Regions from separate parts of the Homo sapiens genome. Here all the other regions are linked to region 4. The links are chromatin contacts, found by Hi-C or POLR2A ChIA-PET in ENCODE. All regions are on one chromosome and are shown on one strand. Each heading gives the region's core, a stretch centred on a gene start or an enhancer-like site at or near the end of the contact. The rest is flanking DNA. Distances are from core to core; before and after follow the strand shown. Region 1 holds the start of PPP1R18 (protein phosphatase 1 regulatory subunit 18). Region 2 holds the start of TAPBP (TAP binding protein). Region 3 holds the start of TAP1 (transporter 1, ATP binding cassette subfamily B member). Region 4 holds the start of HSPA1L (heat shock protein family A (Hsp70) member 1 like).

The links. Hi-C counts contacts between places; a loop is a spot of excess contacts on that map. ChIA-PET counts read pairs that join two places held with the same protein, here RNA polymerase II (POLR2A). Pooled maps may share reads with other maps.
Region 1: a pooled map shows a loop between it and region 4 (3-fold over the local background). The contact joins the promoter of PPP1R18 here to the promoter of HSPA1L in region 4. A Hi-C loop is called at or near these places in 2 of 37 single-sample maps with no recorded cell type and 6 of 50 pooled maps. POLR2A ChIA-PET finds 5 or more read pairs at or near these places in 2 of 52 experiments (H1 and Panc1).
Region 2: POLR2A ChIA-PET joins it to region 4 with 14 read pairs in PC-3. The contact joins the promoter of TAPBP here to the promoter of HSPA1L in region 4. A Hi-C loop is called at or near these places in 4 of 50 pooled maps. POLR2A ChIA-PET finds 5 or more read pairs at or near these places in 4 of 52 experiments (Caco-2, K562, PC-3 and 1 more).
Region 3: a loop to region 4 is called in a pooled map, with 2.8 times the contacts of the local background. The contact joins the promoter of TAP1 here to the promoter of HSPA1L in region 4. A Hi-C loop is called at or near these places in 1 of 168 maps with a recorded cell type or tissue (tibial artery) and 8 of 50 pooled maps. POLR2A ChIA-PET finds 5 or more read pairs at or near these places in 3 of 52 experiments (H1, activated CD4-positive, alpha-beta T cell and activated T-cell).

The regions. Positions count from the first base shown.
Region 1 is chr6:30,685,311-30,688,521 of GRCh38, reverse strand. PPP1R18 (protein phosphatase 1 regulatory subunit 18) reads left to right here and starts at 1,877. Exons shown (of 3, transcript NM_133471.4): 1 at 1,877-3,211. The coding sequence starts at 2,504. It overlaps NRM (nurim), which reads left to right. Exons shown (of 4, transcript NM_001384369.1): 4 at 1-473.
Region 2 is chr6:33,312,644-33,315,863 of GRCh38, reverse strand. It overlaps TAPBP (TAP binding protein), which reads left to right and starts at 1,786. Exons shown (of 8, transcript NM_003190.5): 1 at 1,786-1,859; 2 at 2,000-2,170; 3 at 2,387-2,647. The coding sequence starts at 1,823. ZBTB22 (zinc finger and BTB domain containing 22) reads left to right here. Exons shown (of 2, transcript NM_005453.5): 2 at 1-1,446. The coding sequence ends at 852. RefSeq lists a silencer at 198-492 and enhancers at 1-572, 573-1,232.
Region 3 is chr6:32,852,006-32,855,234 of GRCh38, reverse strand. TAP1 (transporter 1, ATP binding cassette subfamily B member) reads left to right here and starts at 1,531. Exons shown (of 11, transcript NM_000593.6): 1 at 1,531-2,196; 2 at 2,733-2,847; 3 at 2,996-3,126. The coding sequence starts at 1,599. It overlaps PSMB9 (proteasome 20S subunit beta 9), which reads right to left and starts at 1,043. Exons shown (of 6, transcript NM_002800.5): 1 at 946-1,043. The coding sequence starts at 1,005.
Region 4 is chr6:31,813,180-31,816,556 of GRCh38, reverse strand. It overlaps HSPA1L (heat shock protein family A (Hsp70) member 1 like), which reads left to right and starts at 1,274. Exons shown (of 2, transcript NM_005527.4): 1 at 1,274-1,668. HSPA1A (heat shock protein family A (Hsp70) member 1A) reads right to left here and starts at 1,014. Exons shown (of 1, transcript NM_005345.6): 1 at 1-1,014. The coding sequence starts at 800. RefSeq lists enhancers at 1-375, 1,082-1,911.

The sequences.
Region 1 (3,211 bases), core at 628-3,127, 1.1 Mb after region 4:
ATTCTCTGGGTCCAGCTCCATACCCTAAATTCTGAGTTTCAGCCACTGAACTCCAAGGTCCACTTCTCACCAGCAAGGAAGAGTGGGGTATGGAAGTCATCTGTCCCTTCACTGTTTAGAGCATGACACTCTCCCCCTCAACAGCCTCCTGAGAAGGAAAGGATCTGCCCTGACCACTCCCCTGGCACTGTTACTTGCCTCTGCGCCTCAGGGGTCCCCTTCTGCACCGCTGGCTTCCACTCCAAGAAGGTGGACCAGGGTCTGCAAGTTCAACGGTCATAGCTGTCCCTCCAGGCCCCAACCTTGCCTCACCACTCCCGGCCCTAGTCTCTGCACCTCCTTAGGCCCTGCCTCTGGGCTCAGACCCCAACCTAGTCAAGGGGATTCTCCTGCTCTTAACTCGATGACTTGGGGCTCCCTGCTCTCCCGAGGAAGATGCTCTGCAGGAAAATAAAAGTCAGCCTTTTTCTACATATGGCATGCAGTCTGTCAGTGTCTCCCAAGCTACAGGGCTGAGTTTGGGAAAGAAAGCCAGAGGGAGCCTGGGAGCACCGAACTGGAGTCTGGGCAGCCACCACGCCCTCTGGCAACCGCTGGGGTTCGGCCACCCCCGCAGACCCGCCCCCACTTTGCCAGAGCGGCCGGGTCCCCATTCCCATTCCTTCAAATCCCCTTTTTCCCGGCAGCCGACCTGTAGACCCAAGGGAGACAGGTTGAAGCTAGAAAGAGTCGGGGCAGCAGCTCTGGTAGGGGAGGGAGCATCCAAAACCTCTGGCTTCTGAGCGCCTCTCCTGCCGCCCATCCACAAAGCCCCCCACAGCCTGGCGGCTGCCCTCGACCCCGCAAAACAAAGGACTTCAGAGGCTGGACCTACAGACCCAGATGAGAAGGCAAAAGCGTAGGGAGGAGCGGCAGGAGATGGGAAGGGCGGGCCCCGCTCGGAGCAGCTGCCGCTTCCTCCCAAAGTCCCACGAGGGGCCTGAGTCACGGGCCACCGCCCTGGGTCGGCGAGCTGGGGGAAGGGATCTGGACACCTGGCGTGTCCGGGCGGGAAGCTGGTGAGGGCCCCTGGGGACAGAGCGGAGGACCAGTGGTTGGGGCGAGAAGAGGGCAGTCCCGCAGCGAGTCCCACGCGGGGTGGGAGGGATCTAGGCCCCGCCCTCTCCTCGGCTCCGCCCTGCGCCCCCTTCCCTCTCCTCATTGTCCTTAGACAAAGCGGTCGCCGCCCCCGCCCGGCCCCCTGGTCTCTGTCTCCGTCCCTCCTCCTTTGCTGCCTCTTTCCCTCCTCCTCTCCCTCCCTCCTCCCCTCCCTCCAGTCTCCGGATCTCCCTCGGTCCCTCTCTCCTCCTCTTCCTCTCTCTGGACGCCCGGCTCCTCCGCACCCCCTCCCCCGGGGGTCCCGCGGCCTGTGAGTTGACTGAGGGGCTCAGACTTGGGGAGTGGGTGTCTCCTCGCCCCTGTCCTTGCTCCCGTCCCTGGCCCGGACCTTGGCTGTCTCCTCTTTGTGCCGAGATTGTCAGTCTGTGCGGCTACAGCGGGGTGGAGACGGCCGGCTCTGTCACGGCTTCATGAGAGCGGGGACGGGGCGCAGGACTTGCAGGCGCCGGGGAGAAGAGACATGGAGCCGGCCCTTGGCACTCTGGGGTCGCGTGGGGCAGTCGGTGGGGGAGGCAGGCGGTGGTGACAGGACAGGGTGGGGGTGGACGCCAGGGTTCTGGGAACGCGCTGGCAGCCCTGACGCCCGGGTTCCGAAAGTCTCGGGGGTGGCTATTTCCCCCGACCCGCCTCGGGGGCGGAGTGCGGGGCAGAGGGGTGGGGGCTGGGGAGAGGCGTGGCCCGAGCGGTGCTGGAAGCGGAGCCGGGACCTTTGGGGCCCGCGCTGAGACGCGCCCGGCTGCTGCCGCCGCCCTCCTTTCCCCTCTTCCCTGGTTTCCCTTCTCCTCTAGACCTGTTCGCTCTCCGCCCCTCCTTGCCTCCCCAACACCCCCTCAGGTCCCGTTGCCTCCTGGTCCTTTCAGGGATTCCTGGTCCTTCCTTCCCACACTAGCCTCCCTGGGGTATCGCTGAGGCAGCCTGGCCTGCACCCAGGTTCCCCTCACCCCTGCCACATTTCTCTCTTCTCCCTCACGCCAACTTTCCTTTTCGCCCTTCTCTCTCTTTCTCACATCCTAGAGACGGTCTTTAATACGCATTAACCCTGTGCTGCCACATCTGGCTCCTGCCCTCATTGCCTCCAATCCGGACTCTTCCTCTCACATCACCCCCACCACCCCCAACTTGGGCTCACAACTTCTCTTCACTTTTTCCATTTCCCCAGTTCTCTGCCTTCCGTCTTTCCCTCTGTCCTCATCCTTAGCCCCTCTGCCCTGCTTTGTGTCCCACCTCTCCCCCTCCACTTCCTCTCCTCCCACCCTCAGTCTCACCCCCGGGCTGTCTCACTCTCTGGAGCCTCTCCTTCCTGTTCTCTGTCCCCAGTGCTCCCTACCCTCACCTCAAGACGACCATGGCCACCATCCCAGACTGGAAGCTACAGCTGCTAGCCCGGCGCCGGCAGGAGGAGGCGTCCGTTCGAGGCCGAGAGAAAGCAGAACGGGAGCGCCTGTCCCAGATGCCAGCCTGGAAACGAGGGCTCCTGGAGCGCCGCCGGGCCAAGCTTGGGCTGTCCCCTGGGGAGCCTAGCCCTGTGCTAGGGACTGTAGAGGCTGGACCTCCAGACCCGGATGAGTCTGCGGTCCTTCTGGAGGCCATCGGGCCAGTGCACCAGAACCGATTCATCCGGCAGGAGCGGCAGCAGCAGCAGCAGCAACAACAACGGAGTGAAGAGCTGCTAGCAGAGAGAAAGCCTGGGCCTCTGGAGGCCCGGGAGCGGAGACCCAGCCCTGGGGAGATGCGGGATCAGAGCCCCAAGGGAAGAGAGTCAAGAGAAGAGAGACTAAGTCCGAGGGAGACCAGAGAGAGGAGGCTGGGGATAGGGGGAGCCCAAGAGTTGAGCCTGAGGCCTCTGGAGGCTCGGGACTGGAGGCAAAGCCCAGGAGAGGTGGGAGACAGGAGCTCCCGACTGTCAGAGGCATGGAAATGGAGGCTGAGTCCTGGAGAAACTCCAGAGCGGAGTCTGAGACTAGCAGAGTCTCGAGAGCAAAGCCCCAGGAGAAAAGAGGTGGAAAGTAGACTGAGCCCAGGGGAATCTGCCTACCAGAAGTTGGGCCTGACA
Region 2 (3,220 bases), core at 537-3,036, 1.5 Mb before region 4:
CCTGAGGCTACCCTCAGCATAAGTGATGTCCGTACCCTGAGTGAGCCCCCAGACAAGGGGGAGGAGCAGGTCAACTTCTGTGAGTCCTCCAATGACTTTGGCCCATATGAGGGTGGGGGTCCTGTGGCAGGTCTTGATGACTCAGGGGGGCCAACTCCCTCTTCCTATGCCCCCTCCCACCCTCCTCGACCGCTCCTTCCCTTGGACATGCAGGGCAACCAGATCCTGGTCTTCCCGTCGTCGTCTTCATCCTCATCCTCACAGGCTCCTGGCCAACCACCAGGGAACCAAGCAGAACACGGGGCAGTGACCGTGGGGGGCACGTCGGTGGGGAGCCTGGGTGTGCCGGGTAGCGTTGGTGGGGTCCCTGGAGGGACTGGCAGTGGGGACGGGAATAAGATCTTTCTGTGCCATTGTGGGAAGGCCTTCTCCCACAAGAGCATGCGGGACCGGCACGTGAACATGCACCTCAATCTGCGGCCGTTTGACTGCCCCGTGTGCAACAAAAAGTTCAAGATGAAGCACCATCTGACTGAGCACATGAAGACGCACACAGGTCTCAAGCCCTACGAGTGCGGAGTCTGCGCCAAGAAGTTCATGTGGCGAGACAGCTTCATGCGCCACCGAGGACACTGTGAGCGCCGGCACCGCCTGGGCGGGGTCGGGGCCGTACCTGGGCCTGGGACTCCCACGGGGCCATCCTTGCCGTCCAAGAGAGAGTCTCCCGGAGTGGGCGGGGGCAGCGGCGACGAAGCGAGTGCGGCCACGCCCCCGTCCAGCAGACGTGTCTGGTCCCCACCCAGAGTCCACAAGGTGGAGATGGGCTTCGGTGGAGGTGGAGGAGCAAACTGAAGGGGCAGGCTACTGGGGTGGGGTAGCTTTCGGGAAAGGGAATAAGGAGCACGATGCAAGGGCGCTGTGGCCCCCGGGTGATCTCCCACCACACTTACTGTCTTCCTTTATCTCTGTGGACTTGTATATATTCTGGAAGGGGAACCACAGTTTCACCATCGCCCGCCCATTCTACTACTCAACCCCTCCCCCCCAAGGTATTTCCAGAACTAAACCCTTCCTTTCCCTCTGATGGGTACACTGAAGCCCCTGCTCCACAGAGTAGATTGCACATGGAGGGAGGGAGAGGGGGCGTGTTGAACATCCTGCAGTCACAGGGTCAGGGGTCAGGTGGTTGTAGTCTGTGCCTGAAGTCTGTGTTTGTGTTGTCGTGGAGACAAGGCCTTTGAGCCCCACCCTTGTCCTAGAACCTACCCCCTCTCAAGGATGCGCTCTTTATTTCTACCCTGTCTCTCCCCGCCACCCCCGACTTCCCGTGGAAATTCCCAACTCGGTTCTCATGGAGGAGTGGGTGGAGACAAGGAGGGAGTAAGTCGTAGGAGTACAAGGTTTTTATTTTTTTTAACAGTGATTAAAATATTTATTGGTCATTTACTTGGCTTCCCGATAACCCGTGTGTTTGCTGGGGACGCGGCACAGATAGGGGGAAGCCGGAGTAATGGTTTTCGGGCAAGTGGATGTTGGAGAGCACACACAGGAGTTGGGGGGCGGGGGAGGGCCTGGGGTTGGGGAGGGCTCGAACTCGGGGCTGCTGGGTAGTCCAGGAGGGCGCGGTAAGGCTGGGGTGTCCTGGTGAGAACTGGAGAGGATCTACCCGGGTCCCTGCCTGGCCAGTGGGGAAACACCGGTCCCCCAGGCACCTTCACCTAACCAGAGCGGGGATTTCCACCGCCCCTCATGCCGCCCTTTGGAGGAAAGTGAAAGTGAAAGGAGGAAGAGGAGGCTTCATGGCTGAGGAGGTCGCAGCGCCATGAAGTCCCTGTCTCTGCTCCTCGCTGTGGCTTTGGGTGAGCGAACCCCGCGACTCATCGCCCAAGAACTAGAGGGAAGCGGAGGGAGGTGGCCCCACTGGAGCCGATGCCAGGGTGGGAGTGGGGCAGGTCACCAGACATACAAACCGCTCCTCACTCGCGTCCCTATACGCCAGGCCTGGCGACCGCCGTCTCAGCAGGACCCGCGGTGATCGAGTGTTGGTTCGTGGAGGATGCGAGCGGAAAGGGCCTGGCCAAGAGACCCGGTGCACTGCTGTTGCGCCAGGGACCGGGGGAACCGCCGCCCCGGCCGGACCTCGACCCTGAGCTCTATCTCAGTGTACACGGTGAGTCTCTAGGGACTCGCCGCCCCCCTACCTCTGTCGCCTCCACCGAAACCCCCTCCTCTTTAGATCCGGCAGTGACCTCAGGCCTCAGCTTCCCCTTTGTAAAGTGAGTCTCACTACGGGGTAGTCTGTGCATTTGAAGTTCCCCGAACGCTGCCCTTCCAGCCCCTTTCCCGGCGGTGACTCTACAGCTGCAACTTCCTTCTCTACACTCAGACCCCGCGGGCGCCCTCCAGGCTGCCTTCAGGCGGTATCCCCGGGGCGCCCCCGCACCACACTGCGAGATGAGCCGCTTCGTGCCTCTCCCCGCCTCTGCGAAATGGGCCAGCGGCCTGACCCCCGCGCAGAACTGCCCGCGGGCCCTGGATGGGGCTTGGCTGATGGTCAGCATATCCAGCCCAGTCCTCAGCCTCTCCAGCCTCTTGCGACCACAGCCAGAGCCTCAGCAGGAGCCTGTTCTCATCACCATGGCAACAGGTAGCTGGGGAGGGGAGGTGGAGAAGGGTGGGTAGATTCTAAGGGTCCAGATCAGCCGGTGGTCTCGCTTTATGGACTTGAGCAAGACATTTCGCCAATCGGGGTTCAGTTTCCTTTTTTTGTTAAGAGAGGTGGTTTGGCTAGAATGAATCAATCTCTACCGCTCCTTCTAGCCCTCACCCAGTTAAAAAAAAAAAACAAAAAAAAAACTGCAGCTTGGCAGGGGGTAGGGGGAAAGCAGGGCCGGGCAGGGGGGTTACTTTCTGGTGTTTCGAAGGGCGGGGCTTTGAAGAGGTGGGGTTTCCCGACACCAGACCTTGAGAGACTTGTCAGGTGATGCGAGGTGGGAGGGGTTCAGAAGCAGGAGCGTTTTTTCTCTGCTCTTCCCAGATCTGTGTCTTGCTCTGCACCCTCAGCTTTGCGGGTCACTCTTTCAAAACCCAGCACTCTATCCCCACCTGCGCCCACACCCGGCGCTGCGGCAATCCGCAAAGCAAAGGCTCTTGCACTCTAGCGCGTTGACCTTGCCTGACAGCCCCGTGTAGGGATGTGCTGCCGCTCTGTGGTCCGCAA
Region 3 (3,229 bases), core at 282-2,781, 1.0 Mb before region 4:
CTTGTTTCCACTTCTACTTCCTACTTGCCACTGCTCATTTGGCAGTGAGGGGAGATTTCCCAAATTATAAGTGGTTTCACTGTGTCTTTCTTACCAGGCCGTAAGTTACTCTGGCCCCAAAGGACGCTCCTCTGAGTATGCTTTCCGACGGACCGACTTATCATGAATAGAGGGTCAAAGAACAGGGTTAACTTCAAGTTAGAGGCTATTCCTCTCTAACAAAGCCGCCCCCAAGCCACGAGTGGTGGCAGTAGTCCAGAGCAGAAGCCAGCCAGCCAGTCTTGGGGCTGCCATCTGCCCCAGGCGCCCATCCTAAGCAAAGTCCCCCCAGTGGGCACATGGGAGTGGGCAGGGAAGACACAGGGAAGGGAGTAAGGCAGCATCTGGGCCAAGGAGAGGCCTTCCTGGGTCAAGCTAGGGAAGGGCATCACTAGTTAACACAGAACGCCCATTATCAGTGCTTGGGCTAAGAGTTGCCCAGTGGCAAGTTTATCAAAAGTCTGTGTGATGAGTTGGTCCTTCTCAATAAGTGCCTATATTTCCTTCTCCCAAGTGCTGTTCTACTTCACCCAGGGCACCATTTCCTCATCTCTTTGCACCATCCCCAACCCCCTTTCTTGATTTAACCAGCCCCCACTGTCCGGGACCAGAGTGAAAGCGAAAGCGCTTTAGAGTAGCTTCCCGTTGACGCTTCCAGCTAAGAGTCAAAGCACCCGCTTTTTCCACCAGCCTCGCGTGCCTGTTCCCTTCACGGACACTCTAGACGACCCCCCTCAGAAAAGAAATACTCTATGCTCATTGCGGGTTGCAAGCGCTGGCTGCTACAGGCGACCTCCCTGCGCTCCCGTTGGTCTCTGCATTCACTTCTCCGCGCGCGCTTCCAGGGTCCCCTGGCCGCTGCATCTCCTCCACCCCTCTGCCAACCCTCAAGCCCAGACCCATTACCCCGGTGTGGACTTCTCCCGCCCGGGGTAAGTCCCCGGTTGGTGCTCCCGCCCGCAGCATCCCTGCAAGGCACCGCTCTCCTCGCCGCCTGGGGCACTGGTTTCCAACCTGGGACAGCGCACAACGCGCAGCCGACAGCCCCGCCCCTTCGCGGCGCCGCCAGGAGGCGCCTGGGTGCTGCGGGGCTGCTTTGCGCGCGGCGCTAACGTGTGTAGGGCAGATCTGCCCCGAGACAAGTGACGAGGCAGCCCCGCCCTGAGGCTGGGGTGGGAAAACTGGTGCAAGTGGAAAGGCAGGAGGCAGGGAGAGGCGAGAAGGGTGTGCGTGATGGAGAAAATTGGGCACCAGGGCTGCTCCCGAGATTCTCAGATCTGATTTCCACGCTTGCTACCAAAATAGTCTGGGCAGGCCACTTTTGGAAGTAGGCGTTATCTAGTGAGCAGGCGGCCGCTTTCGATTTCGCTTTCCCCTAAATGGCTGAGCTTCTCGCCAGCGCAGGATCAGCCTGTTCCTGGGACTTTCCGAGAGCCCCGCCCTCGTTCCCTCCCCCAGCCGCCAGTAGGGGAGGACTCGGCGGTACCCGGAGCTTCAGGCCCCACCGGGGCGCGGAGAGTCCCAGGCCCGGCCGGGACCGGGACGGCGTCCGAGTGCCAATGGCTAGCTCTAGGTGTCCCGCTCCCCGCGGGTGCCGCTGCCTCCCCGGAGCTTCTCTCGCATGGCTGGGGACAGTACTGCTACTTCTCGCCGACTGGGTGCTGCTCCGGACCGCGCTGCCCCGCATATTCTCCCTGCTGGTGCCCACCGCGCTGCCACTGCTCCGGGTCTGGGCGGTGGGCCTGAGCCGCTGGGCCGTGCTCTGGCTGGGGGCCTGCGGGGTCCTCAGGGCAACGGTTGGCTCCAAGAGCGAAAACGCAGGTGCCCAGGGCTGGCTGGCTGCTTTGAAGCCATTAGCTGCGGCACTGGGCTTGGCCCTGCCGGGACTTGCCTTGTTCCGAGAGCTGATCTCATGGGGAGCCCCCGGGTCCGCGGATAGCACCAGGCTACTGCACTGGGGAAGTCACCCTACCGCCTTCGTTGTCAGTTATGCAGCGGCACTGCCCGCAGCAGCCCTGTGGCACAAACTCGGGAGCCTCTGGGTGCCCGGCGGTCAGGGCGGCTCTGGAAACCCTGTGCGTCGGCTTCTAGGCTGCCTGGGCTCGGAGACGCGCCGCCTCTCGCTGTTCCTGGTCCTGGTGGTCCTCTCCTCTCTTGGTAAGGGGAACGCAGGGCAAGAGGGGAGGACACAAGGGGACTGGGACAGGAATCAAAGGTAATTGTCAGTAAGGTAGAGTAGCGTGGGTTCTGGGAAATGTGGAGCAGGAGAAGGACTCCTAGCGTGGGTCTTGGAACACCACTTCGGTGTAGAAGAAACGGCACTGGACTGGCGGGGGCCAGAGGTTCTGGGCTCCATTGCTGACCGGGTCTTGATTCTTTGGGCCACGCCGGAAGCGGGGAAATCCTTTGCTCTGGGGCCGAAGGGCGGGGCATCCTCATCTCTAACAGGAGGCTTTTCTACTTCATGATCTCCAGCCTTCCTAATAAAATCCTGAAAGTTCTGGTAGAGCAACCACAGGGTAGTGAGTTCCAGGGCAGCCTATTTAGGTTCGGGATTGAGACGTCAGTGTTTCCTTTCTGCTGATGCCCTCCAGGATAATGGTGAGGGGGAGGAGGCGTGGTGGGGCCAGTCTGACTGGAACTGACCTACTTAGACTTAATATTTGTGCGTGACCTCTCTTCTCTTTCTCCAGGGGAGATGGCCATTCCATTCTTTACGGGCCGCCTCACTGACTGGATTCTACAAGATGGCTCAGCCGATACCTTCACTCGAAACTTAACTCTCATGTCCATTCTCACCATAGCCAGGTCTGGGGGCTGAAAATGGGGCACCCTGCAAATGAGGGAGTTGGAAGTTGGGGCTGCTGTCCGAAATGCACTTATATGGGGATACCTGGGACCTTCAGTCTGTTCCCTGAACACACCCTGATCCCCTTTTTTTCCGGGTTCTTTATAGTGCAGTGCTGGAGTTCGTGGGTGACGGGATCTATAACAACACCATGGGCCACGTGCACAGCCACTTGCAGGGAGAGGTGTTTGGGGCTGTCCTGCGCCAGGAGACGGAGTTTTTCCAACAGAACCAGACAGGTTTCTCCTGAAACTCTTTCATTATACGCCATGTACTGTTCATATCCTCATACATCTGCTTTGATCTCCCCCCTCCCCGCTCTCTCTCTCTCACACACACATA
Region 4 (3,377 bases), core at 25-2,524:
CAGGCGGTGCGCAGCCGCCTCACGGCTCGCTTGTTCTGGCTGATGTCCTTCTTGTGTTTTCTCTTGAACTCCTCCACGAAGTGGTTCACCAGCCTGTTGTCAAAGTCCTCCCCACCCAGGTGGGTGTCCCCGGCCGTGGCCTTCACCTCGAAGATGCCGTCGTCGATCGTCAGGATGGACACGTCGAAGGTGCCCCCGCCCAGGTCAAAGATGAGCACGTTGCGCTCCCCCTTGCCCGTTCTGTCCAGGCCGTAGGCGATGGCGGCGGCCGTGGGCTCGTTGATGATCCGCAGCACGTTGAGCCCCGCGATCACACCCGCATCCTTGGTGGCCTGGCGCTGCGAGTCGTTGAAGTAGGCCGGCACGGTGATCACCGCGTTGGTCACCGGGTAGCCCAGGTACGCCTCGGCGATCTCCTTCATCTTGGTCAGCACCATGGACGAGATCTCCTCGGGGTAGAATGCCTTGGTCTCCCCCTTGTAGCTCACCTGCACCTTGGGCTTGTCTCCGTCGTTGATCACCTGGAAAGGCCAGTGCTTCATGTCCGACTGCACCACCGGGTCGCCGAACTTGCGGCCAATCAGCCGCTTCGCGTCAAACACGGTGTTCTGCGGGTTCAGCGCCACCTGGTTCTTGGCCGCATCCCCGATGAGCCGCTCGGTGTCCGTGAAGGCCACGTAGCTGGGGGTGGTGCGGTTGCCCTGGTCGTTGGCGATGATCTCCACCTTGCCGTGTTGGAACACCCCCACGCAGGAGTAGGTGGTGCCCAGGTCGATGCCGATCGCCGCGGCTTTGGCCATGCCGGTTCCCTGCTCTCTGTCGGCTCCGCTCTGAGATTGGGGGCTGGAAACGGAACACTGGATCCGCGAGAAGAGCTCGGTCCTTCCGGACGCCGGAAACTCGACGCGCCGGTGCCTGCAGCCGCACAGGTTCGCTCTGGGAAGCCTTGGGACAACGGGAGTCACTCTCGAAAAAGGTAGTGGACTGTCGCAGCAGCTCCTCAGGCTAGCCGTTATCCGGACCGCTTGCCCCTGGGCTTTTATAAGTCGTCACGGAGACCCGCCTTTTCCCTTCTGAGCCAATCACCGAGCTCGATGAGGCTGCCAGGTCGGGAATATTCCAGGGTTTTCGCCTCCCGTCCTGCCCCCCAGCCTTCCTTGGACCAATCAGAGGCCAGAGTGCCGCCCCCTGCTCAGAACTCTCCAGAGTCTTCTGGGATTCACTGGAGGGGACAGGGACCCTGAGAGGAAGGGGGAGTGGCGGTGGGAAGGGTGTTGGTCTCCATGGCGATGCTGACCGCCTGCGCTTCAGCGCCTAATTGACAGGAAGGGTCGGCGCTGGGCTTTTAATTGTGGGGGCTTGCTGGGCCTGCGCAGTTGTGGGCAGGGGGCTGGTGCGGGGAGCGGGTTACGCGCGTCCAGGGGAGGGTGGGGGCGTTTGTGTTGACACCGCCCGGCCACGTTACAATGGAGATACTGTCTCTGACCTCATGGGCCAGTTTGGAAAAAGATTACTGAGTTGGAGCCGTCTCAAATTTGCAGGGAGGGACGGGGTGGGGGGTGGGGGGACCCCGGTTGTGCAGTTTGATATTGAGGGAGCCCCCACCTACTCGCTGGGGCTGCGTAATCTGGACGTTTCCAAACTGAAGCGAAGGCGTCGGGAGACTAGGTGAGCCAGTAGGGATCTGATTGATTGTGAACCTGAAAGGCTCAGTAGGTCCTTGTTTGGGAAAGTACTGGAAAGTTCCCTAGTTGGTTTAAGCCTGAGGTATGTGGGCGTTGGCTGATCCGGGTAGGAGGAGCACTTGGGGAAAGCTAAGATGGCTTCAGATTGATTGGTCGGAGCAGCCAGAATGGGGGAGGCGGGGGAAGGGAGTGCGGCCTGTCGGGGAAATGGGGAGGCGGGGAAGGCGGGGTAAGGGGGAGGCGGGGTAACTGGGAAGCGGGGGAAAGGGAGTGCGGCCTAGGAATCTGCGGTGTGGAGAGGGATAGACACTAAACCCTTTATTTTATTTTTATTTATTTATTTTTAATTTTTTTTTTTTTTTTGAGACGGAGTCTCGCTCTGTCGCCCAGGGTGGAGTGCAGTGGCACGATCTTGGCTCACTGCAAGCTCTGCCTCCCGAGTTCAGGCCATTCTCCTGCCTCAGCCTTCCGAGTAGCAGGGACTGCAGGCGCCCGCCACCGCGCCCGGCTAATTGCTCCACCTCCCGGGTTCAAGCTATTCTCCTGCCTCAGCCATCCGAGTAGCTGGAACTACTGGCGCCCGCCACCACGCCCAGCTAATTTTTTCTATTTTTTAGTAGAGACGAGGTTTCACCGTGTTAGCCAGGATGGTAGCCAGGATGGTCTCGTTCTCCTGACCCCGTGATCCGCCCGCCTCGGCCTCTCAAAGTGCTGGGATTACAGGCGTGAGCCACCGCCCCCCGCCCTTAAACCCTTTATTGATCAGTTATTGGCTCCAGAAAACAGGAGTTTTATTTAGGAGAAGGATACAGATACTGTCTGGAGTGCCATGTCGTTTGAGAAAACTGGAAGGCTTGTGGTTTTCTAGCAGTCATCTTCAGCCTGACTGGAATTTACTGCCGGTGAACCCCTAATAGAGAATATTATCCCAGGAAGGCAGCAGAACTCAAGTGTGGAGGCTGATGTCTCTTGAAGAGACCAGAATGTACACTACTCTTGGGTCATAAAGAGACAGAATCCCACAGTAAAATATATAGGAACAGGACAGTAGAATTAGGTCACTTGGGAAATTGAAAACAATATACAGCTACTTGCTTCCCAACTTCTTTGAGTAGCTGAGAATACTTTTGTCTACCCTGTCCAAAAAGCAGTCTGCCATGACAGTAGCGTCTCCATGTATTTGTATAGGCTTGCTCATAGCAACATTATTCTGTAAATTCTGTAATCTGTATCCATCGAGAGATAGATAAGCAAAATGTATATAGGCCGGGTGCGGTGGTGGCTCATGCCTGCCATCCCAGAACTTAGGGAGACCGAGGCGGGCGGATCACTTAAGGTTAGGAGTTTGAGACCATCCTGGTCAACATGGTGAAACTCTGTTTTTACTAAAAATACAAAAATTATCTGGGCGTGGCAGTGCACGCCTGTAGTCCCAGCTCCTCGGGAGGCTGAGGCTGGAGAATTAGCTTGAACCCAGGAGGTGGAGGTTGCAGTGAGCCAAGATCATGCCACTGCACTCCAGCCTGGGTAACAGAGTGAGACTCTGTCTCAAAACAAAATCAAAAACAGTGGTATATAAATATGAATATTACTCAGCCTTAGGAAGGAAATTGTGACATGTTACAACATGGATGAAACCTGTGCACATAAGCTAAGTGACATAAGCAAAGTCACAAAAGGATAAATACTGTA